Regions from separate parts of the Homo sapiens genome. Here all the other regions are linked to region 5. The links are chromatin contacts, found by Hi-C or POLR2A ChIA-PET in ENCODE. All regions are on one chromosome and are shown on one strand. The core of a region is the stretch at or near the end of the contact, and the rest is flanking DNA. Distances in the headings are between cores, read along the strand shown. Region 1 overlaps PHF21A (PHD finger protein 21A). Region 2 holds the start of API5 (apoptosis inhibitor 5). Region 3 overlaps PHF21A (PHD finger protein 21A). Region 4 holds the start of DGKZ (diacylglycerol kinase zeta). Region 5 holds the start of CD82 (CD82 molecule). Region 6 holds the start of PHF21A (PHD finger protein 21A). Region 7 holds the start of SLC35C1 (solute carrier family 35 member C1).

Evidence for each region. Hi-C counts contacts between places; a loop is a spot of excess contacts on that map. ChIA-PET counts read pairs that join two places held with the same protein, here RNA polymerase II (POLR2A). Pooled maps may share reads with other maps.
Region 1: a map with no recorded cell type shows a loop between it and region 5 (8-fold over the local background). The contact joins the enhancer-like site here to the promoter of CD82 in region 5. A Hi-C loop is called at or near these places in 4 of 37 single-sample maps with no recorded cell type and 4 of 50 pooled maps.
Region 2: a loop to region 5 is called in a map of endothelial cell of umbilical vein, with 16 times the contacts of the local background. The contact joins the promoter of API5 here to the promoter of CD82 in region 5. A Hi-C loop is called at or near these places in 2 of 168 maps with a recorded cell type or tissue (endothelial cell of umbilical vein and naive thymus-derived CD4-positive, alpha-beta T cell), 1 of 37 single-sample maps with no recorded cell type and 8 of 50 pooled maps. POLR2A ChIA-PET finds 5 or more read pairs at or near these places in 2 of 52 experiments (T-cell and activated T-cell).
Region 3: a loop to region 5 is called in a pooled map, with 5 times the contacts of the local background. The contact joins the enhancer-like site here to the promoter of CD82 in region 5. A Hi-C loop is called at or near these places in 7 of 37 single-sample maps with no recorded cell type and 4 of 50 pooled maps.
Region 4: a pooled map shows a loop between it and region 5 (6-fold over the local background). The contact joins the promoter of DGKZ here to the promoter of CD82 in region 5. A Hi-C loop is called at or near these places in 1 of 37 single-sample maps with no recorded cell type and 11 of 50 pooled maps. POLR2A ChIA-PET finds 5 or more read pairs at or near these places in 1 of 52 experiments (activated T-cell).
Region 6: a loop to region 5 is called in a map of ascending aorta, with 9 times the contacts of the local background. The contact joins the promoter of PHF21A here to the promoter of CD82 in region 5. A Hi-C loop is called at or near these places in 1 of 168 maps with a recorded cell type or tissue (ascending aorta), 7 of 37 single-sample maps with no recorded cell type and 13 of 50 pooled maps. POLR2A ChIA-PET finds 5 or more read pairs at or near these places in 1 of 52 experiments (GM10248).
Region 7: a loop to region 5 is called in a map of CD8-positive, alpha-beta T cell, with 8 times the contacts of the local background. The contact joins the promoter of SLC35C1 here to the promoter of CD82 in region 5. A Hi-C loop is called at or near these places in 3 of 168 maps with a recorded cell type or tissue (CD8-positive, alpha-beta T cell, HL-60/S4 and naive thymus-derived CD4-positive, alpha-beta T cell), 4 of 37 single-sample maps with no recorded cell type and 16 of 50 pooled maps.

What each region holds. Positions count from the first base shown.
Region 1 is chr11:45,928,887-45,932,177 of GRCh38, reverse strand. It overlaps PHF21A (PHD finger protein 21A), which reads left to right. Exons shown (of 19, transcript NM_001352027.3): 19 at 1-2,859. LARGE2 (LARGE xylosyl- and glucuronyltransferase 2) reads right to left here. Exons shown (of 14, transcript NM_001300721.2): 14 at 3,082-3,291. Among named protein-coding and RNA genes, the nearest start is that of LARGE2, 7.9 kb to the right of the region's middle. RefSeq lists enhancers at 1,591-1,680, 2,031-2,220. Within about 2 kb of position 1,582, at least 18 of the 41 ENCODE cell types and tissues checked have a DNase peak (open chromatin) inside an H3K27ac peak, as active enhancers do.
Region 2 is chr11:43,310,720-43,313,735 of GRCh38, reverse strand. API5 (apoptosis inhibitor 5) reads right to left here and starts at 1,740. Exons shown (of 14, transcript NM_001142930.2): 1 at 1,540-1,740. The coding sequence starts at 1,608. RefSeq lists an enhancer at 1,212-1,987.
Region 3 is chr11:46,098,226-46,101,528 of GRCh38, reverse strand. The region is part of intron 1 of PHF21A (PHD finger protein 21A); the gene reads left to right. Among named protein-coding and RNA genes, the nearest start is that of PHF21A, 22 kb to the left of the region's middle. Within about 2 kb of position 1,505, at least 5 of the 41 ENCODE cell types and tissues checked have a DNase peak (open chromatin) inside an H3K27ac peak, as active enhancers do.
Region 4 is chr11:46,345,758-46,349,015 of GRCh38, reverse strand. DGKZ (diacylglycerol kinase zeta) reads right to left here and starts at 1,553. Exons shown (of 31, transcript NM_001199267.2): 1 at 1,196-1,553. The coding sequence starts at 1,356. RefSeq lists silencers at 245-404, 1,041-1,254, 1,217-1,266, 1,367-1,846 and enhancers at 1-727, 2,631-2,680, 2,751-2,820.
Region 5 is chr11:44,563,898-44,567,416 of GRCh38, reverse strand. CD82 (CD82 molecule) reads right to left here and starts at 1,754. Exons shown (of 10, transcript NM_002231.4): 1 at 1,681-1,754. RefSeq lists enhancers at 666-735, 1,241-1,741 and a silencer at 1,656-2,255.
Region 6 is chr11:46,119,322-46,122,792 of GRCh38, reverse strand. PHF21A (PHD finger protein 21A) reads left to right here and starts at 1,339. Exons shown (of 19, transcript NM_001352027.3): 1 at 1,339-1,858. It overlaps LOC105376661 (a long non-coding RNA gene), which reads right to left and starts at 648. Exons shown (of 3, transcript XR_931252.4): 1 at 1-648. RefSeq lists silencers at 507-816, 1,257-1,316, 2,730-2,809, 2,880-2,939, 3,123-3,280.
Region 7 is chr11:45,803,045-45,806,398 of GRCh38, reverse strand. SLC35C1 (solute carrier family 35 member C1) reads right to left here and starts at 1,250. Exons shown (of 2, transcript NM_018389.5): 1 at 63-1,250. The coding sequence starts at 597. RefSeq lists silencers at 996-1,225, 1,956-2,125 and an enhancer at 2,296-2,455.

The DNA.
Region 1 (3,291 bases), core at 333-2,832, 1.4 Mb before region 5:
CCGTGACAGGAGGGTGCGGGAGTACAGGCTGGCTGCATCAGCCCTTGGTGCTTAGAACAGAGGAGGAGTGACATGTTTTGAGGGTACGTCTCTGAGACAGAGCCCCAGCGTGGCCTTCGCTCTGTCTTGCCTTTGGGGAGAGGTCTGAAGCTCCCACTCCTTTCTCTGCCTGTTGGCTCCAGGCACCAGAAATTTACTCCACTCCACCCACCCACAAGCCTCCTGGGTGACCCTGGGCTAGAATTGCTGCGCTTGCCTCGGCTTGGCCGGTTGTGGCCTCTCCTTGAGAAAACCAGGGTTGTGAAAGACTCAGACCATTCTCTCATCTTGCCTTGTCAGAAGTAAATTGTGTCAGATTTGTGCTCTCGCTGGAGACCTTTGCCCCTTGCGTGCCCCTGGCCGATGGGAGGGCGGTGGAGGCTCTGTACCCTGGCCCTGCTGGAGCATCTCCCCCAAGCCCACTCCAGGCCCTGGGAATGGCCAGAGTCTAGGAGAGGTAGAAACGATCCTATCAGCTTCTCTCCCACCCAATTAGGCCCAGAGAGACAAAGACAGATCTGAAAGCAAATGCAACAGAGAAGAGACACTTCTTAGAGTAAAATGTGTCTCATCTCTATCAGCCATCGCCTTTCATCTTCCCAGGGGCCTCAGAAGAAGGAATTAAGTTAGGCTGAACAGGCCTCAGAGTTAGGCCCTGGCTGCTTGATTGGCTGAGGGGGAAAGAGTTCCCTTTTCTCATTCAGAAACCAAGGTGCTGTGTCTAGTCAGGGAGCCTTGGAGATGCCTGGACTAGTTGGAGGAATCGTTGGCAGAGGATCAGAGACCAGCAGCAGGCTGTCTGCCCTGTCTAGAGCTCTTCCCCTCAACTTGTCTGGGCCCATCTGGGGGTTGCCACACAACACCTAACTTACCTTTTCCTGAAAGAAGTTGGGAAACCATCATCACTAGAGGCCTTTGCTCAGAGAGGAGCTGCCTTAGGAGTCTTGGGTCGGAGGACGGGGCTAGGAATTGACCAGGGCTTTGCCTGCCGCCCTCAGCAGTGTCGGGTACATTCTGACCTCGCCTGCAGCTGGGCTGTGGATTCTTCCTGACATTCAGATGTGAGCTGTTTTGGGAGTCAGCTAGTATGGAGTACGAGATGCAACCCAGCCCCCAAACCTACATTCTGCACTCAAATTCCAAAACACTGCTTTACTGTAAAGAAGAGGCCCCTGGCACCCAATCTCCCTGTCCTTCACTGTCCCCTCAGACCTGGGCGGGGAGGGGGGGGGGCCTGTGACCACCTGAGACATACGCTCGTGACACTGCCCCACCCCAGCCACCTCCACTTGCTTCCTCCTCCTTCCCTCCGCTGCTCTTTCCCCACGGCCCAGAATTTAGCTGCTCTGACAGCCACTTTTGAGACCAGCTGGCTTTGTAGTCACTTCAGAGAGCTGGAGCGGCTGCCCACTGGGCCCTGACTGGGAGTCCCCTGCCAGCTCCTGATCAGGCGCTGCGCCCTGGTGGCAGTGATGACTGGGAGTCCCCTGCCAGCTCCTGTCCAGGCGCTGCATCCTGGTAACAGTGAGGCCATGTTGCTGTCATCTCCACCTCTGCATTCTTGCTGCCTGTGGGTCCTTTTTCTTTCATGGAGCCTGCTGGGTCTTGTCTCACCTGTGCTGAGCTCCTCTGGGGTTTTGATTTCTTCCTTCCTTATCAGGCCCTTTGGGGTAAGCCTGCTGGTTGTACCTGACATAGGGAGGCAGTTAGGGGCAGTCCCTGGTGGGGCCGCCCTGGCAGCCTCCAGCTGGCACCATCGTGTGCCTGGTTTCCCTGCAACACCTGCCTCTCTGTCCCTGCTGCTGCTTGGCTCAGGCCCAACAGGCAGCGTGCATGGAGGTGGTTACACACAGCTGTTTCCGTGAGGGTGACCGTGTCTGCAGCACGCTTCCGTCTCCGCATGCACGGCTGCCTCTCCAGCCACCTCTGATACTTCTCTCTTGGGGCCATCAGAGCCTCCCTTGGGCTGTCACCTCCCAGCTCACACACACTCTTCAGTGGTTTCCTCTCTTCATTCTCTTATAGGGCGTGGTCCTTCTTATTTATCTAAAGGGCTGAATTTAGGAGACTTTTTACCCAGGGGCAAAAGGCTCTTAGGGTAATGAGATGGATGGTGGCCCAGGTGCATTTTCCAGGGCCTGGGTTCTCCAGATCCCGTGGCTTCTGTTGAGTGGAGGCAACTTTGCTCTGTGTGAACCTCGCCCCTGTCCCTCTGCCGGGCACCCCTGGCAGGAAGCAGGACTCCCATCCTCACCCTGACTTAGACTGTCCTCTGAGTCAGCTCCTCTCCAAGACAGGAGTGGGCAGCCCTGGGCAGTCTTCTGGCCCCTTGCTAAAGTGAGGGGCAGGAAGCTGGGGCTGCCCTCCAGAAAGCCGGGGTAGGAACTCTGAAAAATACCTCCTCTAAACGGAAGCAGGGCTCTCCAGTTCCACTTGGCGCCCCCTCCCACAAGGCCCTTCCTCCCTGAGGACCCCACCCCCCTACCCCTTCCCCAGCAGCCTTTGGACCCTCACCTCTCTCCGGTGTCCGTGGGTCCTCAGCCCAGGGTGAGCTGCAGTCAGGCGGGATGGGACGGGCAGGCCAGAGGTCAGCCAGCTCCTAGCAGAGAAGAGCCAGCCAGACCCCAACCCTGTCTCTTGTCCATGCCCTTTGTGATTTCAGTCTTGGTAGACTTGTATTTGGAGTTTTGTGCTTCAAAGTTTTTGTTTTTGTTTGTTTGGTTTTTGTTTTGAGGGGGTGGGGGGGGATACAGAGCAGCTGATCAATTTGTATTTATTTATTTTAACATTTTACTAAATAAAGCCAAATAAAGCCTCTCAGCCTCATGGTGTTGGGTTTGGGGCAGGGGAGGGTGGGCAGGACACATTCCAGTCCCAGCCTCTGCCCTCCCTGACTGGCTGTCTGGGGGTGGGGGGCGGGGGGGTGCTTGCCCTTAAGGGCCCAGGCCCTCCTGTGACCCCAGCTGGATGTAGCACCTCCCTTGTGCACTGACGCCCTAGCCCCAGAGTGCCCTTGCTCCCCCAAACCAGGAACACAAAAAAGATGTTTTAAAACTTTAATTATGAAAAAGGGATAAACAATTCAAGATGGGGGAACCAGCCCCAAACTGGCTGGGGCAGAGAGAGACCAGTCCCCAGCCATACAATAGCAGCAAGGGGAAGACCCCACCCCACAGATGCTCTGCCCCAGCCCTTCCCAGAGACCTTAAATAATTTAAATAGCAGGGATGGCGGAGGGCAGGTTGCCCTGGT
Region 2 (3,016 bases), core at 491-2,990, 1.3 Mb after region 5:
CAGAACATCCGTATACATTTCTTACTGATAAAAGTGAAATTCCCTACTGACAGGGAATGAAGGAAAAAAAATCATTTGCTATTTCAAACTGGTATATTCTTAATTCTAGATTAAGCTACAATAAATCTCCAACATGAAATTTTTTTTTTTTCGTTCAGCTCAGAAAAGTCCTATTTGAATTATGTTAAGAAAAGGGGACGGGAAAGGTACTCCCACGACTGTTAATAGACTAGAATCTTCCACTTTCTCCAAGAAGGGATGCGTAAGCAGAAAAATCACAAAGTTCTAAGCGCTGAAAAGCTATGGTGTGGGATTTCTAAAACAATGATCAAGGTTACCTCCAGGAGAGCCTGGTTCTTTTCCCAAGAACACACATACCCAACCACTTATCAAGTTCAATGTACTCCAGTACTTGAAAACTCATACAGGGAACAAATGACTTGTATGGATAATTCAACACTGCTGAGAAACTGTGTATCGGGGGCAAGCATCGTTAAGAGAGCTCTTCCAGACAACTCCATTCAGAGCTGCGCACTCACACTCTCCTTCGCCCAGCCCTGTTTTATTTTCTTCAAACATGTTTCATTAAAAAGAATAAATTTTTAAAAAAAACCTTTTTTTTTTTTTTTGAGACGGGGTCTTGCTTTGTCTCCCAGGCTGGAGTGCAGTGAAGCGATCTCGGCTCACCGCAACCTCTGCCTCCCGGGTTCAAGCAATCCTCCCACCTCAGCCTCCTGAGTAGCTAGGATTACAAGCGCGTGTCACCACGCCCGGCTAATTTTTGTATTTTTAGTAGAGACAGGGTTTCACCATGTGGGTCAGGCTGGTCTCGAACTCCTGACCTCGTGATCCGCCCGCCTCGGCCTCCCAAAGTGCTCGGATTACAGGCGTGAGCCACCAAGCCGGGCCTCACAATGCCTATCTTTCTTACTACACTCCCTCCTAACTGTACATTCTGGGAGAGCGCGGACCTTTCCATCTGTATCTCCAGCGCTCGGCACTCAAAAAAATGCACTGAATAAATGAAACCGTGAGCTCTCATCAAAGTCTGGACCAAAGAGTCCCTCTTCTGTTTCTCACAAACTTCTGTCTCCTAAACACTCTTCTTCAATTAGTAGCAGAATTTTGCCTCCCCCCCAAAAAAAACACATCTTGACCTCATGAAGAAAACTCCCGATCTAATCTTGGAAGCACTGAGCTCCACCGAAAAGGAGAAAGGCTTAAGAGAATCCTGTAGAGAAAAGCTCCGTGAGAAGAATTAACGTGAGCCTGAACGGGCTGAGTTAGGTTACGCCACGGTGAGAAAAGGCTGGGCAAGGGAGGCAAGGAAGCCTGGAACCCTGGGGACCGCGGTCTCCCTGGTGAAACCAGAGTCTACACTCCCAGAGAGGCCCACCCCGACGAGACGGCCTGAGGAGGCTAGGAGGCCCCGGGAGGATGAAGCCGCAGCCCCCGCTCGGCCCGGGGAGTGCGGCGGGAAGCGCTTTCGAAAGGCCGCGGAGCGCCAGGCCCTGCAGGCCGCCCGGGGACTCAACTCACCTGGCCCACTTGCTCCGTGGCATCGGCCAGGATGCCATAATTGCGGTAAAGCTCCTCTACTGTCGGCATGGTGAGCGACAAGCCCAGGGCCCGGTTCCGCTATCCTTGTCCTGACCGGCGCCACCGCCGCCTCGGAACTTCTCCAAACCCACTACCCGCACTATTACACCTCCAGCTGCCGCCAGTGCAGCCGCCAGTCACCGCGCACAGCGCGGCTGCGCCCCCGACGTCTACGTAAAGACGCGCACGTCGGGAGCGGCCTTCAGTAGACACCCCCCACCCCAATGCGCCTCCGCGGTTTTTGTCGCCCTCTACAGCCTGGAGGAGCAAAAAAGCGGCAAGGATGATTGAATTAGCTCACGCCTTTTTGAAAGCTTGAGCTTGGCTGCAGGCTCTCCATGGAAGGGGTGTGGGTGGGCGGGGAAGTGAATACAAAGACAATTGCGTTTCTGCCCTTAGAAGATCTTACATATGAGAAGTCACAAATGGTTTCCTCCTGATTCAAGGAAGGTAATATTAATCGGTGGCACTAGAGGCTAGTGGGTCCGGTGGGAAGCAAAAAACATTCCTATGCTATTAAAAAACCCTCTGTGTCCACCACGCTCATCAAGTGCGGGGTCAAATTTGGCCTGCTGGAAGAATTTGCTTATCTTTGCTGCCAGTGTAAAGAATTGGGGCCACCTGATTATGTCCAGTATCCAAAAGAATAATAAATAAATGAAATCACGTACGCTTACTGATAAGAATTTCTAAGATACAAGTTTAAATGAAATTATATATATAATATGATATAATATATAATATTTTATATATTATATAATATATAACATTATATATTAATATATAATAATTTTATATATTATATAATATATAATATTATATATTAATATATAATATTATATATTATATAATATATAACATTATATATTAATATATAAATATATAATATATAATATAAATATAATAATATTATATTAATATATAAATATATAATATATAATATAAATATAATAATATTATATTAATATATATTAAGATAATAATATTAATTAATACATTAATTATATAATATAATTATAATATATCTATATATTGAGATATAATATTAATTAATATATCAATATTATCAATTATATATTATAATTATCTTATATTATATATAATATATTAATTATATAATTAATATATTAATATTATTATCTTAATATATATTAATATATTATTATATTTATATATCATATATAATATTATGATATTAATATTATAATATATATTATATATTATATTATATATACAATTATATATATAATATATATTATATATTGTATATTATTATATAATTATATATTAAGATAATAATATATATTAAGATAATAATATATTATATATATTAAGATAATAATATATATTATATATATTAAGATAATAATATATATTTATATATTAAGATAATTATATTTATATAATAATATTATAT
Region 3 (3,303 bases), core at 256-2,755, 1.5 Mb before region 5:
TATGGAAATTTAAAAACATTTATAAAAATAGAGTGAATAATATAACCCCACGTACCTATTCCCTAACTAACAATTACCAGCATTTTGCCAATCTTTATTTATAGTGTGTAAAACATAACAGGAAAGTAACTTTGTGTTTTCAAAACATGCACTACAGTTAGATACATTGGTATACTCAAAGGAAAAATGTGTATGAGAATGTTCTTTTCATACATTGTTAGTTTAATACTGGTAATCCCTTTTAGGATAATATTTTCATTTGTCTTTTAACTTACTGAAGATGTCTGAGCCACCACTAACTTAGTGAAGAACGATGCCTGCTGGACAGATTTTAGCTTTTCTTACTCCTGCTTTTAGAAGTTCTGAGATTATTAGTTTTGAGCTTGTGTTCTTAGGAGTTGCATTTTATTTTATGTACACTTTCCTGTCTGTGATGGTTGTATGGACCACCATTTCTTAGCATAAGCAGGACAATATATAAGTCAGCTTAAAGTTGCAGGTCACAAGTCTTGTTCCGCACTTCCTTCTTGTGCATATTCTATTTCTATTTAACCCAAATGTGTGTATTGGTTAAGGAATGCTTGTTTCACTTATAAAATGGTTTGTCAAGGAGGGACTTTTGACTACCTGCTATCTTTAGACGTGGTAACAGTGGTTAGAAACTTGCTATGTGCTCCCTTGTTTGCTCTTCTTTGCACTGTAAGTTGTACATATGTCTGCAGTTGTGGGGCGTGTTCATTAGGAGTCACTACAAGGTAATGGTAGACTTATTTCTGAATTTATTTGGTTGCATTAGTTTAAATTAGACCCACAGGTGTAATTATTCCATCTCAATGCATGGGGAAGCATAGTCAGTGAAAGTTGTGCATGTAAACCCCTGTGCATTGAAAATGTGTCTTTAATGTTATGATGTTATTTGGCATCTATCATTTAGTGCAAGGAGTATACTTACTTAACAGGACCTTTAATAAGTTCCCTCTACACCAAAGATATATATTTTAAAAATTATACTTAAGAAGACTTTGTGGTATTCCCCAGAAGAGTTCGCCTATAGCAGCAAAACCTTTCTAAAATAAAACTTATTCTTTTAACCGGTATTCATTTAAGTGGGTTTCTCTCTACTTGGTTTCCATGGAAATAGCAAATAGCTAACGTTATTTATAAGGTGGAAGTAAAATAGGGTGCCTAATGGGACCCCATGCTGCTCTGATGAAGAGACTTAGGAAAAAAGTCCATGCTCATGGGATTTTTTTTTTTTTAAACAAGGTTAATGGAAGCCCTGATTTCAGTCTTCTGTAACATAACATATTTTTGGTCTTAAAGGCTAGCATTAATATCAAGCAAACAACTTCTTTTTGAGGTCTGTATTGCTTTCACTTTCAAGTTTTAGGACTACTTACTTATCAGCGTGATTGAGGCATGTTTCAGACTCCTGTTTCTTTGTGGTTTTTGTTTCAAAAGTTAAAATTCCCAGTGTATTGTAGCTGTTTCCACTTCTCATTGACATTTCAAAGTACTGATAAAAAGATAAATGTTCATTAAGGATAGCAGTGGTGAGAAAGGATCAATATGTTGGACTACAAAGATTTTTTAAAAAATGTAAATTGTATGGAACCATTTTTAGTTTTTAGGCCTAAAGTCAGGGTTCTTTTTTATTTGTGTTGTGGAGCTAAACCTGTATAGTCAGAGAGAAGAGATTCTAATTTTCTTTCAGGCTGGAAACAGGGAAAATCTTAATTTCTCTTTCCTTTTTAAAAAATGGATTGTTGCCAAAACCTTTTAACTGAAATAAATGTTAATTCTTTTAGTGCTTGAAATGTGGATTTGGAATAAAGCTTGGCTTTTTTCTCACTTCTTCGGTAAGGCCTACTCTGAGTTTTCTAGGCCTGCAGCAAAGCCTTGCATTTTTTAAGCCCCTTCAAGTGAAAGAGTATCATTCCCTTTGTGTTTGTGTTTGTGTTTAGGGTGTGTGTGTGTGTGTGTGTGTGTGTGTGTGTGTGTGTGTCTAATTTTTCTATAGCCTGAAAGGCACCTGCTCATTTTCCAGCCTAGTGAGTACAGCAGTGCTATATTGAGAAGTGAGGCAGGATGGAACACAATAAGGTGCTATAATTTTTATTTAGTTAGTTTTGCTCATCCTCGGCAGCTTGTGATCACTGTCCATTTATCTGGAAGTACTCTGATTATTCTTGGCTATCGATGCAGCAGGAGTTTTCTTCTGTGTTTAAAGCAAGGACTGTAGTATACTGAGGGCTCCATCAGGGAGGAGTTGAGTTTTGTTTTGTGTGCATGTGTTTCTCTGGATAAGCTTCTGGCTATAGTTGGGTTTACTGTGCTTTAATTTTTTAAAATTTGGTTGTTTTAATCTTGTTGAATTTATTTTTGTGTGAGATATTTTTCTCTAGCAATTCACTAATTTCTTCTGTGTATGTTGATGCTATTTTATAAAATTTTCTTAATGTGTTGTTCTTTTAGTTTAACTTCTTCTTGTTTATTTTTAAAATCTGGTATCTAGCATTGACCTTTCTTAGTGACTTTTATTTGAATTATCTTGTGCTTTAGAGACATAGGAATTTGGGTCTATTATCCCATTTCTGAGCGAACAACTCCCAGTAGTTACAGTTAGTGCAATAGAAAGGGTTCTCACAGATGCAGTGCTGGGCGTTGATCCTCCTCCTTGGTGCTTATGGTTTACACCCAGAACTCCCATTAGTGTTAATAGGAGGCACTTCCTTAAATCCCTGTACACCAAAATAAGCTCAAACTCTTTTATAATGCCTTATAGATACCTGAGTTGTTTTTTTGTTGTTAATGACAAGAGTTTTAGTCCTGAGGTTAACTGATTATTAAGATAGAGTTTGAGTTGTCTTGGGATAAGGAGTGATTTACTAAGTCTGATCTATAATTAAGAAGTTTTCGTTATGATCATTAGACTCAGAAAACAGCTTCGTGAGAGCTATGGAAGCTTGTGAATAAGGATTTTTGTACTTTATAGAGTGAGGAAGCAAGATTTCTTCTTTCTATTTATTTCTGCTATTTCTTCTCAACCATAAAAAATGGTTCTAACAGTTTTTGTTTATATTGTAAGAAGACTTAGAAAAATTGTTTTGTTTTTTATTCTACTTAAAAGCCTTCCTGTAATTACCCTCTGGCCTCAAAGTCTTTTATTAGCTAGTGTGGCTCACATTTTTCAAGCATATAGAAGTTAATATGCACTGTTTTAGAACTTAGACACTACAACCACTGGTCAAGTAATAGATAATCAGTGTTTACTACACCCATCTGTGAATTGTGGATTTTTAT
Region 4 (3,258 bases), core at 304-2,803, 1.8 Mb before region 5:
GTGGGTAAAGTCTACCCAGGGAAGGGGCAGAGCAAAGCTAAGGGGCGGGGTGGGGGTGAATGCCACCAAGTCTAGGCAGCTGCAGAAAAGTGAGAGGGAGGCCTTGGGCAGACTCCAAGTGGTCAGAGTTCAGTCTGAGGTGGCTCTGGGGTCCTTGGCTGATTGGCTACAAGCTCCTTGGCCACCAGGGAAGGGCAAGGCTCGGTCAGGAAGAAGCGCAGGGAGCCAGGTCAGGTACTCCTGGGGCCTCACGTCCCTTACCTTACACCACGGCTACCAGGGCAGGCAGCGGCTCACGACCAAGAGCAGCACACTTGCCATGAACTGCCTGCACTCAGTCTTTCCACACTCTCCCCCCGGTTCCCCGCTAGAGTCCTGGTCAAAGCTCTGTCACAGGCACAAGATGGTGACATTTGGAGTGCTGGGGGAGGGGGCAAGATGAAGCTTGAACAGCCAGCAGATTCCAGACTCCAGCCCACCCCATCCCTTTCCCAGCATGGGCTGGAAGAGGGTAGAGGGAGACATGCTGCCTGCCTAGCAGAGGGATGGGCTGGGGTCTCTCTGCTAATTAAGAGCAAGGTAGGGCAGATGATCAGGCACCCCCAACCCCAAGGAGAAGCTTAACATGTTAAACAATTAAACCAGTGACCAGAGCTTGGGGACAAGCCATGTGTGGTGACGGTATCAACGGGGCTACGTTCTGCAGATGCCACGCAGTGATGGTAGGCAACCTGGTCCCACGAAAGTCCAAAGGGCGGTGTGATCCCCACCTCAGTGGTGCCAGGAGGCTCAGAGAGGCCCTGTTCTATCAGTGCCAAGAAGGCGTGGGTGACCAGTCCTGGGGGCCCAACCTGCTTGTGCCGGGGGCTGGGGTGATTCCATCTTCCTGCTGGAGGGTTGGGAGCCGATCCTCCCACGGTACTACACATGAGGCGCACTAGACTGCCGGTGCCAGGGAATGACCCCCACCCGGTGACAGTGCCAAGCCGACCGATCCCGCCCGTGTCCCGGCCCTGGGGGATGACTCCCAGTGGGTGCCCACGCCAAGACGGCTCGTGCCGCCGGTGCCAGCCTCTCCCCGACTCAGTGTCAGTACCGAAGTGGCCCGGACCCCCAGTGGCCGAGGAATGTCCCCCGGTGAGGGAGCGGTAACCTGCCGGTGCCTCGGTGCCTGCCCCGCCGCCGCCCCGCTCACCTGTGCCCGAAGAGCCGCAGCCCCGGGAAGCGCCGCTTGTTGAGTCGCCGCGGCGCCTTGTCCGGCTCGGGACCGGCGTCGCGCTCGGAGCCGCTGGACGAGGCGGAAGCCGACTCGGAGTCGCTGCTCCGGGCCTCGGGGCTACCGTCCCGCGGCTCCATCCGGCCCTAGCCCCGGCCGGCGGAGGGCCCGCGGGAGACGCCCATGCCGGGCCGGCGGCCGGGGCTCAGCACGCCCGCTCCGCGCCGCCCGCCACCTCCATGGCGCGCGCTCGCTCCGCCCGCCCCGCGCCGCGCGCCCCCGCTCCCCACGCCCAGGTGCCCGGGAAGCCGCTGCCGCCGCCGCTCCAGGAAGTGCCGCCAGCCGCGGCCGCAGGACCCCGCATAGCTGGCCGGGCCGCTGCCTGCCCGCCGCCGAGCACGCCCCCTCGGCCGCACGGTGGCACCGGGCCCGCAGCGCCCTCTGCCGGACGCCCGCTGCGCTGCAGCCCGCTGGGGCGGTCCGAGGGGCGGGGCGACGAATGGGCGGGGCAGCAGAAAGCCCTGCCCCCAGCCCGGCCCGGCCCGCCTGGATGGGACTGAATCTCCCGGCCTGGCACACTCGCACTGCGCGCATCCAGACGCGCATCTTTCCTCCCCCGATCCCTCCGCTACCAAACAACTGCACGCTCACAAGTGTACACTCGCGAGGGCTGCTGTCACCACCTCCCCTCCGCTCTCGCACACCCTACTCATAGCCACTCACAATCTCCACCCATACCTCCTTGGCTCCCCCAAATCGCACCCAGGGGAACAAAAGTCACACAGTGCTCCCCATGCACGCAGAACAAACACATCCCTTACACAATTATGCCCACTCATTACTTAAACGAACACTTCCCACCCCAGCCTCTCGCACTCAGTGACCAAAGTCACTTAATGACTCGCACACACACCAACAAAGAACTCACAAGTTTCTCCTACAAAGTCATCCTTCCACAGCTATTCACAATGGTTTCCAACCTTCTCACCCAGGCCCAACACATCGCATTTTCCTGACATAGTATTCAACAGAACCTATAGATCTCATATGCTACGGGAATCACCTGCACAGCCCTTACACACTCACAAATACACAGAAGGACAACAGGTACCACACTCCCATTCACAAGCACACATGCCCACACAGAACACACACCTTTCTCCTACATACAAATACTCCCAGGACAATGGTTACCGGTTGCCACATCCCTCACACATATGTATGTGTGTGCATATGCACACACTCCCATCCAGAAATATACCTCACATGCACACACAAAGACACCCCACAATGCAGCCGAGGCCGTCCCCCTCCAGAAATGAGAGCAATTGGAACCCAAGCAGTCACCTGTAGGGGCACAGCCATCACACACACCGGGGCTGTTTCTGATGGCCCCCGCAGGGCTGACGAAGGGAGGCCAGGAGCTGGGAAGCATGGTCTTCCACCTCCCCAAACCCTACCACCCTGCTGCCCACACCAGCTGCCCACTACTTCTGTGTGCACGCCTCTCTGCCAAGCCACATCCTGTGTCACCTTCGCTTTCATCCTCCCCTCTTGGGTTCTGGCAGCCCGTTTTCCAGCCTTAGTCAGCCGCAAATAGCCAATGCTTAGGGCTGTGACCTGCGGACAAGCCTGTGATTTTGAGGAAGAACCAGCACCCCGAGGCCCAGAACCCTCTCCCAGTTTCCTGCAAGTTGGGAGAAGGTCTGATCAGGGAGGTGGGGCTCCAGCCCTCCAGCCAGCAGCTGGTGCCAGGGTGGCCAGGAGGAGGGCAGATCAATCCCCAAGTATGCCTGACAACTGGCCTCTGGGGTGCATGGGTCCTTTTGGGGAAGTTTCCCAATGGCTCTTACTCCAAGCTCTGAGAGAAGAGATCAGAGGCAACTGAAGACCCCACGGAGTCTCCACAAGGCCTTGCAGCTGGGTCAGAAATCTCCAGCATCCAGTGCCACACTCCTGGGGGGGCTCCTCTTCCCAGATCCCCCCACTGCTAGCTTGCTCAACTCCTGGCCTCTCTCGAGCTCAGTTCCTCCACACAGTCC
Region 5 (3,519 bases), core at 505-3,004:
TCTGAACACCTCCCCCTGCCCTACATACACACACAGTCTCCTGCACACAGCGCAGCCGCCAGTCCGTCTCTGTCCCACAGCACTTTCCAGTTTGTTCCATACTGTACAGCTTATCTCCCAGAAGATGCAGGGAGCCAATATAATGCAGCACCTTCAGCGTCCTTCAGTGTCCAACCCTGCTTAGATATCGGGTGCCCACATTGCCCCTCGCCCCCATCCCAAGCCAAGTGTGCAATGGTATAGCTGGATTCCAGCCACCAGGGCAGAACAGACCCATGAAATCTCATCTGGTTATAAGCCCTGGGTGTGACTGATCCTCTCTACAGGGACATGGTAGGGATGGGGGAGCCCTCATTGTCAGCAACTCAGGCCTGGCTAGTTCACCTCTGTATCCTCTAGCTCTCTCTAGCATATAGTAGGTGCTCAGTAAACATTTTTAGACTTATTTAACTCAACACTTACCAACCTCAAGCAACATTACAGAAAACTCAGCCACTCTTTGTTCCAGATGACACAGTCCTCATCCCTCAAATAGAGTGATGTTGGTGGCAGGTGGCAATTTCTGGCTTTCACAAGGTCAGGAGGGGCTGTAGCCAACCCCATCTCTCCAAGAAAAAAAAAAGGCTCATTCCCCATAGGAAGCAAGCCCATCACCTGCCCACCCGCATCAAAGCAGCTGTCACAGAGGGAGGTCTCACTGGTTTCCTGGCACCTTGCTAAGTAGTGTATACACATTATTCTATTTAGTGCTTGCTCCTGCTATTGGATATTGTCATTATCCCCATTTTACAGGTGAGGAAACTGAAGTTTGGAGGGGGAATGGAATCCAAATCAGTTTGATCCCAAAGCCCAAGCCTTGACCACAGAACTATGCTGCCCCGCTACTGGGGCCCAGCACAGAGCACCCACCACCTCCAGGAACAGAACCCGTCAGCCAAGAAATTAACCCCGGGTATGCTTCAAGGGCCCCTGGGGCCCTGGGCTTGACCCTGGGCCCAAGGATTGGTGGGGTTTTCCCTTCTCTTCCCCACTCACCAGTGTAAGAACTGTTCCCCAGTTTCCAACCTCCTGCTCAGGCCAGCTCACCTGGAAAAGCCCCACTGAGTTTCCAACTTGAAGTCTTAGGGGGTCCGGCTCAGTTGAACTGTTAGAATTGGTGGGAAGCAGGTGAGGCGGGAAATGGAACCTCCCTGCTTTGGCCTCCTCTTCCCCAGGGTTGGTGGGTTCGAGCCCCAACCGAGGAAACAGTGCACTCTTTAAAGCAATTCGCTTCTCTCAGTCCCATTTTGCAGGGAGAGAAACTGCAGAGGGCAACGCGATGGGAACACCTGTGGCGACCTGCAGCCTGCTCTCACCTGCCAGCTCTCACCTTCCGGCGTTTTAAGTGAGAAAGGGCAACGGGAGCGTGGAATTCACCTGGTTCACTTCCTCCTGCTGGAACCCGGGAGGTCCAGAGCCAGGTAGAGGGACGGACCCAGGATCACGCAGCTGTGCACGGCCGAGTGTGAGAACTGGGGGTTCAGGACTGGTGGCTAAAGCTCCTTTTCACCCACCAGCTGCCCCGACCTGTCACTAGTTCCGAGGAAAGTTGTCCGAGCCGGACCGCAGAAGCGGGGGCTAAAACTAACTTTGCCTATGGTTGTCCGGCAGGCTACCCCGGCCCGCTGCCCCCTTGCTCACCTGCGGGTTCTGCTTTCTGCTCCGCGCTGCAGGCCCAGCGTCACCCGCTCGTGCCTCAGTCGGCGTCGGACTGCACAGCCCGGGGCTCAGTCACTCCTCGGCCCCCTCCCGGCTGCAGCCGGGGAACGCCGCGGACTCGGCAGGCCCCGCCCCCAGAAGACACGCCCCCTCCGCCGGCCCCGCCCCCGAGCCCTTTGGGAAGGCGGTGCGCTCCCGCCGGCCAGGCCCCGCCCACTATGGCCGTACCCCAACCAGCCTCGCCCCCGGGCCCAGCTGGAGCTGAGGCCCCGCCCCGCTACGGAGTCTCTCCTCTATCCCGGCAGCCCCGCCCCCAGGTTACACTGGGGATTAAGCCCGCCCCGCTCCAGCCCTGTCCACTCACGGCGCTGCCTAACGGTCCCGCCCAGCTCCCGCCTACCTCGTCCTCCCGGTCTCCTCCCGGGCCCTCCCAGCGCCCCCGCCTCCTTCACTTTCTCCTTCGAGCCCACCCCATCCCCCGGCCCTAGTAGGGTGAGGCCACGCCCCTCCCCGCACCAGCCTGGGCTCAGCGCCTTCCTAATCCTGCCCTGCCCTGCCCCTCTCATCTCGGGCGGGTAGCCCTGGGGCCCCCACGCTGGCATTCCAGGGCGGGTGTATCCGGGTGCCGCCGGGGAACGGCGTGGGAGCGGTTTGTGTCCTAAGTCGGGGCCTCTATCAGGAGGCGGCCTGGGCCCAGGAACTTTTTGAAAATACTGACTACCATTGATTGAATCCTTGCCAGGGGCCAGGCTCTATGCCAAGCGCTGAATACAGTTCTAGCCCTTGAATTCCCACAACTCATGGGTACTCTCGTTGCGCCTATTTTACTAATGCGCAGTTTAAGGCTCAGAGAAGGGAAGTCGAGGGCTCTGAATCTCATGGAGGCGGGCGTGAGCGGGATCCAGCCTCAGGTCCTGAGTCACAGGCTTGAGCTGCCCCAGCTTGCCTGGACTGGCCCCTGGGGAAGTAGCCCAGAACAACCAGTGCTGGGGCAGTGCCCAGCAGCTGCCTGAGGTGAGGGAGGAGGTGTGGGTTGATGAGAATAGTGGCAGGAGGGGCTGTGGGCCTAAGCCCTCAAAGCTGGCTTTCTCCCTGAAGAAAAAGTGGCCCAAAATTGAGGTGGGCTGCAAGAGCTCTCTAGGTGGCTGCGGTGCCCACCCTGCGTCCCAGCCCTCTGCCCTCCCAGGCTCCAGAGGACTAGCCTCAGGCAGATTACCTGGTTAATGACCAGGGGCATTCACCTGTGCAGCTGACAAAGCTCTTTCACTTCCATTATCACAATGTCCTCTCACAACACACCGTTGTGGGAGGGTATGATTATGAGCGCTTTGTACGAGTGGAGTAAGGGCGGGAGCTGGATCCCAGCCCAGCACTGTAGTTCTCACAGCGTGGTCCTTGAACCAGGAGCAACATCATCTGGGAACTTGTTAGGAGTGCGTATTTTGAAGCCCCATCCCAACTTACTGAATGGAAAACTGTGGGACAATTGGTTTTAATAAGGCCTCCAGGTGATTCTGAATCACATTCAAGCATGAACCACTGTTGAGCAAACTGTAAAGAAGTCAGGGTGGTCTGAGAATCACACAGACCTAGGTAGCTTCCTGGTTGCGTTTTAAACCCAGGACAAGGCAAGATACTTAACCTCTGGGATGAGCCCTTAAACAGGGAATAATAATAAAATGAGCCATAACAATCATACCGATCTTGATGGTAGCTGTTGAAGATTACATGTGACAGCATTCATAAAGTATTTGGCCCACCGCTTGAATGCCGTACATGCTCAGAAAATGTTCTCTTTTCAGCAAAAAGTCTCCTTCATAG
Region 6 (3,471 bases), core at 90-2,589, 1.6 Mb before region 5:
TTCGAAAATCTAAATAAACCCCCTCCAAAAAAAAAAAAAAAGGCCCTCCCCCGCCCCGCCAAGAAATCTCTCAAAACAAGAATTCTTCTGATGTTTTTCTCCTCCCTGCAATTCTCCATGTTACAGTCCTTGGAGGTAGAATAGGCATAAAATACTTTCACTAATAAAATATGACAAACCGCCGGATTATACGTGGCCGATTCCCAGTGATTGCCCTGCTACACAAAGCAGAAAAGTAAATGCCATCATCCCCCTTAGAACAAAAGAACTTAGGAATAAAAAACATGGAGAGGGGGGAGAAAGCAGCAATAAATAAAGGTGAGCGAAGGCCCCCGTCCCCCGCCCCTCCCGGGAGCGAGTGCTGGACTAAGTACTGCTAATAAAGTGGTTCAAGGGTAGTTATTTGGAAAGGGGGCGGGGTGGCGAGGGGAGGGAGCGGGCGAGCGGCGGCCGGGGATTGCATGTTGCATTCGACTTGAGGTTGCATCTTTCTCCTGTTGCCTGGACCACGCTCCCCCATTGCAGTGCTTCCCCATCACTTCTCCTCGCTCCTGCCCCTCACGGCTTTCCCCCCCCCCCTTCAAACTGCTGTTGCACTGGAGGGAGTTGGGGCCGCTCTGGAGCCCCTTTGCAGCTCCCGCCGGCGGGAGGGGGGAGTTGGGCTCGGGCCGCGGAGTTGGGGGGGCCGCCGCGGGCTCCGGCCTCGCCTCGGCTGCGGCTGCACGGGAGCCGAGCTGCGGCGCTGCACGGGCCCCGGAGTTTGGCTGCCTTCGCCGCCGCTCGGTGCTCGGCCCCATCACCGCCGCCGCCGCCGCCGCTGCACTGGAGTTTGGCTGCCGCTGCCCTACTTCACTCTAGTTTAGTTTCACTCACTTTACATCCGGGTTTTTTCCCTAGGCAATGGGTGCCGCAGCACACCCCGTTCCTTAGGCAAAGTGAAATAAATTCGCCGCACCGACACGTCAAGTAGTCCGCCCGCCCGAGCGCCGCCGCGGGCCCCCGTCGCCCCCCCCGCCGACGCCCCACCGCCCCCGGTGGGGGGACCCGAGCGTCCCGGGAGCCGCGGGCCGAGGCGCGGGGGCCCGGGCCGGCCGCCGTACCACTCCGCCCGGCGGCCCCCTCCCTCCCCGCCGCGGCCCGCTCTCCCCCGGCGCCTCCTCTCCCCTCGCCCTCGTCCCCGCTTTCCCAGCCCCAGTCCCTCTCGCCCGGCTCTCGGGAGCGGCGGGGGCGCGCACGGCGGCGGCGGCGGCGGGCCGGCGGGGCCGCGCGGCGGGCTCCCGCGCGGGCGAGTGTGTCTGGGCCTGGGCGGAGGGATCCCCGGGCTGAGGCGGCGGAGGTGCTGCGGCCCGGGGCCGGGTGGTGAATGGGCTGGTGGTGCTCGCTGCTGCTGCTGAGAGGAGGAGGAGGATGAAGAGTTGGGCTTGTTTGTCTCCTACAGTTTCTCTCCTGCTGCTCTGATTCCCCCCTCCCGATTCCGGCCCGGGGCCTGTGTGTGTCCCTCCTGGAGGAGGAGGAGGATCCAGTTCCTCCCCCCAACCCCCTCCTCCCCACCCCCCCTTGCCTGGGGAAGAGGAGGAAAGAAACAGCCCAGAGAGAGAGAGAGAGAGAGAGTGAGTGAGAGAGAGAGGAGAGGAGAGGAGGAGGAGGAGGAGGGAGAAGGGAACAACCTACCATCTTAACACACTAATATCTAAAAAGTGCGAGAGGCCCAGAGCAGCAGCAGAAGCAGCAGCAGCAGCTCCAGCTTCTTCCCTCCCTCCCCATGAAGAAGAGTTCCCTCCTCCTCCTCCTCCTGCTTCTCCTGCTCAGAGTTCCTGCCTCCAGCTGCCAGGGGGGACAGCCAGCCAGCAGCAGGAGGGTGCAGTATCCCAGCTTTTCCATTCTCTCTTCTTCTCACTCTCCTCTCTCTCTTTTTTTCTGGAGTAGCTCTATTTCCCCTCCCTCCCCCTTCCCCCTCTGCCTCTCTCCTCTCTCCCTCTGTCTTGTCGCTGGTGTTTGTCTCTGGGAGGATCAGGGGCTGCCTGCTTGGAGTTTGTTGTGGGGGGAGGTAGGGGGAGGGGAGGGGTGTGTGGGAGGGAGGAGGGAAAGGGGGGTGTTCTCGTCAGGACCCCTCAGTCAACTTGAGATTTGAGCAATAACTTCCCCTTCGGGGCGCCCCCCTGCGTGCCCTTCCCATACCTCCCCCCCGAAAAAAAAGACAATGGGAAAACCTTGGCTCCCCCCCCTCCCCTCTGCCCTCCACCCCTCCCCAGGATAAATTGGAAGTAAGTTTATGAGCAGCCTCGGAAGCCTGGGCGCAGAGTGCAGGGCCGGAGCCGGTGACAGAGGCGGCGTGCCGGGGGCGGCGGGGAGGGGGCGTCACATTGTCCCGGCGGGGGGCCGGCCGGGGGCTGCGGGCGGGGGCGGGGGGCACGGAGCCTCGCCCGCCCCCCCTCGGCTGTCCCTCGGCCGGGGAGGTAGCTGGGGCTCCTCCATCCCCCCCACCCCACCCCGGGATGCTGTCGGGGGGAAGTTTTTATTATGATTATTTATTTAATTAAAAAAAATTTTTTTTTGGAAAACCATCTTGTTTGTTGACTGAGGGATCTGGTTTAAAAAAAAAAAAGCTGCGGCTGCTGACGCTGCCGGGCCCCAGTGTGTGTGTTTGTGTGTGTGTGAGTGTGAGTGTGTTGGTGCATTTGTCTTGGGTGGCCGGAGCAGCGTTGGGGAAATTCCGCTTATTCTTCTTCTTCTGCAACTTGTTATTCCGGAGAGTCTGCCTGCACCCCTCACCCCGGGGCCGGCCCTCCCGCATTCGCCCCCGCCGCCGGCGGCCGCGGGGCGCCCCCGGGACCCCGAGCGGGCCGGGGCGGACAGGCCGCTCCGAGAGGGGCCGCGGCCGCCCCTCCCCCGCCCGCGCCCCCGCCGGGGGGAGGGGCGCGCGGAGTGGGACTCTTTCCGTTTGGTCCAGCCCCGTCGTGCACGCAGTTCCCAACACTTCTCGTCATCCTCTCTTTGGTCTCTTTATTCTGCTGAGCGGTGCTGTTAGGATTTCTTTTTTTTTTTTTTCCCCTGACCACGTTCGCGATGGTGGGTAGCAGCAAGGTGGCCCTGGTAGGGGAGGGGTTGGTATCGAGATTGGGCACCGGAGGAGAACGCCTTCTTTCAACTTTGTCTGTGGCTTGCACCCCCGGAGAAGGCCACAGGCCGGTTGTCGGGTGCAGATGTGCCGAGAGTGATTTCTAAGTAGTTGAGTTGTTGTGATGAGGGTACGACTGCTAATGGTCGGCAGGTTTTGTTTTCATTGGTGAATCTGGTGTCATCATATTCCGGTCATATGTTGAAATATTCTTTGTTTAGGTCTGGAAGTAGAGGATCTCACTCTGCACGTCCACATTGTGTTGTTTTTAAAATGATGTCTCTGGGAGTCTGGATTTCTAGAATTTCAAATCTGAGTGAAGGTCCGGGCATGTGTGGGCCTCATCACCTGGC
Region 7 (3,354 bases), core at 1-2,500, 1.2 Mb before region 5:
TGTTCTTCACTGCTTCAGTCCCCATGACCACTCTATCCCCCGTGGCCCCAGCTGCCACTCACCGATGATGATACCGCAGGTGAGCAGGGCATAGAAGGAGGTGGTCTGCTTGAGCAGCAGGTAGGAGAGCAGCACGTTGAAGACGGTGGTGAGTGAGCGGCCCACATTGTAGAAGGCCACACCGACGTACTTGAGGCAGAGGTTATTGAAGGTGATCATGCCGATGAAGACCACCGACAGGGGCAGGACGCTGCGGGCCACCCTGAGGTCCAGGCGCAAGCTGGGGAAGTCCACGGCACCAGGGCAGCAGGCGGCCAGAGCGCTGAGGCCTTTGCACAGCAGCGTGGTCACCAGGCACTGGTAGAAGGTGACGAAGATGGGGGTGTCCAGCCGCAGGGAGGGGCTGTCCAGCAGGTACTTATTAAGGAACACCATGGAGATGGAGGTGACCCAGTAGAGGGAGACCACCAGCGCGATCTGCAATGCCCGCAGCAGAAAGGGCTTCTCCCCGTTGGCCTCTGCCTCTGCAGAGGGGTCTGAGGCCCCGGTCAGCGCCATGTGCAGGATCCTGGACCGCTTCAGAGGGGCCCTATTCATGGTAGCAGAGGAGCTGGGTCACCCCGCGGCCAGAACTCTGATTCCCTGGAGTCCAGGGCAGTGAGCTCACTTGTGCTCTCCGCAAGGAAGCCGCAGCCCTCCATTGTCACATGTGGGCTGGCCTAAAGGCCTCCCCATTGTCCTCATGGATTGAGAAGTTCTGCTTTGGGGTGAGCCCAGTTGTGCTGCTCCACAACCTACTCCCACCCCGAGGGGGCTCTGAGACAAGACACAGGGCAAGGGAGAGGAATAGGATAAGGCGGTGAGGCCAGGACAGAGAAGACCTGTGAGGGGAGAAGAGGCTGGGGCCTAACAGGGAGGGGTCGCAGAGAGAAGGGAGGGGAGAGGAATGGCAGGGCGGGGCAGGAGTAGGTACGCGGGGCGAAGGTGCAGGAAAAGGACGCGTGGCAGAGTGGGAAGAGGTGCCGAGAGGGCGTCATGGGCGGCTGTGGGAGGGAGGGGCGGGCAGGGGGAGGGAGGCGTACAGGGAGCTGCCGGAGGCCGGGCGCGGCTGGAGGGAGGGCTGCGGAAGGGTCAGAGGGGCTCGGGGCTTGGGGCTGAAGGACGCGGGAGGGGGCTGGGCCGGCGCCCACGTCTCGCTGCCTTCCCGGGCTCTGTCGCCGGCTCAGCCCAGGAGCCTCCGGACATCCGAGGCCGACTCCCCGGGAGGCGGGCCCTGGACTCACTTCCTGACACGCCCCCACGTGGCCTTAAAGGGCCCGCACGCCCCGCCTTGCCCTTAAAGCGACAGCCCCAGAGAGGCGGAGTTCGCCAGTCCCCAGCCCCGCCCCTGCGCTCCGCTGCCCGCTGCTGGCGGGGGACCTCGGCAGCCACAGGTTTTTCTGGGTGCTTGAGCCTCGCCCTGCTTCCTGGAAGGGCTCCATCAACCTCGCCTGCCCACCCTCAGCTCCGTCCGCCCCGGAGCCTCCGTCCCCCGACTTGGCTAGGCTTGGCTCGCAGGTCCACTTCCCGGAACCCCGACCCAGGACCCGGGCGGCGCTACATCAGCCTGGACCCCTCCACCTCCGGAGACTCGCGTTGCAGCCCCGCGTCCCTCTGCCAATCCGAGCTCACTCTTCCATAACAATGTTGTGGTCCCCTCCTTTCCCCCCATTTTCACCGCCCCCAGGCCCTCTCCCAAGCCCGAGACCCCCGGCAGCGCTCCCCGAGGCCGGAGGCCACGCCGCCTCTCTCGGACTTCAGTTTGTCCTCCCTGTGCTCCTGTCGAGGTCCTCTGGGCGGCCCGGATCCGAGATTCCAAAGGCTCAAGACAGCATCTCTTACCCCTTCCAGAAAATACTGTTTCCCCGGCCGGTCCAGCCGCATCAGCTCCCGCGTCCCTGCCTGTGTCCCCGGGCCGCGAAGGCGACCTGGCGCTCACCTCCTCCGGTGCACTGGGCGCCCGCCCCGCGACCCCGTGCTGCATCTGCAGCGCCGCACCCTGGGCCGCGCCCGCGGGATCGACTTCCTGCTTTCCGCCCCGGGCCCGGGCACCTTGCCAGCCTCGCCGGCCTGTTCGCGGCATGGGCCCCGGGGGTGCCGGCGGAGAGGCGGTGATCCGGACGGTCGTGGGAGGAGGCCCTCTCCTCTTTCCAAGGCTACTCCTGTCCCTGGTACCCCCGCCCGCCCGGGACCCGGCTTCAGTTACCGCAGCTGGCACGTCCCGGGACTTGGCTGTATCCCTGGCCCGCCGCGCTACCGGCTTGCACTTCCAGAAGTGCGTGCGGGGACCGCTCGGATTCTTCCAGCTGGCAGTGAGGGGGAGGGTTCCCCGCCCCTTCCAGGGCCGGGGCCTGGGAAGTCTAGCCTGTGGTCTGCCACTCACCAGGCAGCCGGGGAGACCAGGAGGATCGACTTCTCTTGGTTCGCGCTCTAGCACCTGCGTTGGGCAGGCCACTTTCTCCGACGGCCTGAGTTATCTTCATGGTAAAACTAAGGGGCTAGGCTTGACCTGTGGGTCCCAACCTTCTTGCCCAGAACTCTAGGTGGTATGGTCGAACATAGATGTTTGTAATATTTCAAGCACCATTTAATTAGTGCCATTTAATTAACGGGTAAGATGATGTCATGGCTGGGATTTGTTTTAAAATACTAAGAATACTTACCAAAAATATTTTTTATTTTTATTTATTTATTCTTTTTGGGACGGAGTCTCGCTCCGTCGCCCAGGCTGGAGTGCAGTGGTGCTATTTCAGCTCACTGCAACCTCCGTCTCCCGGGTTCAAGCGATTCTCCTGCCTCAGCCTCCCGAATAGCTGGAATTACAGGCGTCCACCACCACGCCCGGTTATTTTTTGTATTTTTAGTAGAGACCGGGTTTCGCCGTGTTGGCCAGGCTGTTCTCTAACTCCTGACCTCAGGTGATCCGCCGGCCTCGGCCTCCCAAAGTGCTGGGATTACAAGCGTGAGCCACCGTGCCTGACCTCAAAAAGATTTTTTTTAAAAGGTTGATAGATTAAATAAGATAAGCCATTGATAGTTGTAGCTAGGCGTAGATACACAAGGACCCATTATAAGAGTTTCCTTACTTTTGTGTACATTTGCAAATTTCCAGAATAAAAAGGTAAAACCTATATAGTACGCTTAAACTCTCAGATCCTAACTGCACAAACCTTCACTGGAGCTGAGCGCAGCCCTGGGTGGGCTGTAGGGAAATGGGAGGGCTGCAGGCTGCAGTGAAGTAAACAGCTGCCCCACAACGAGCCGGGCCCACACCCTACCCTCTTCCACTAGCCCCGGGTACTAGCACTCCCCTCT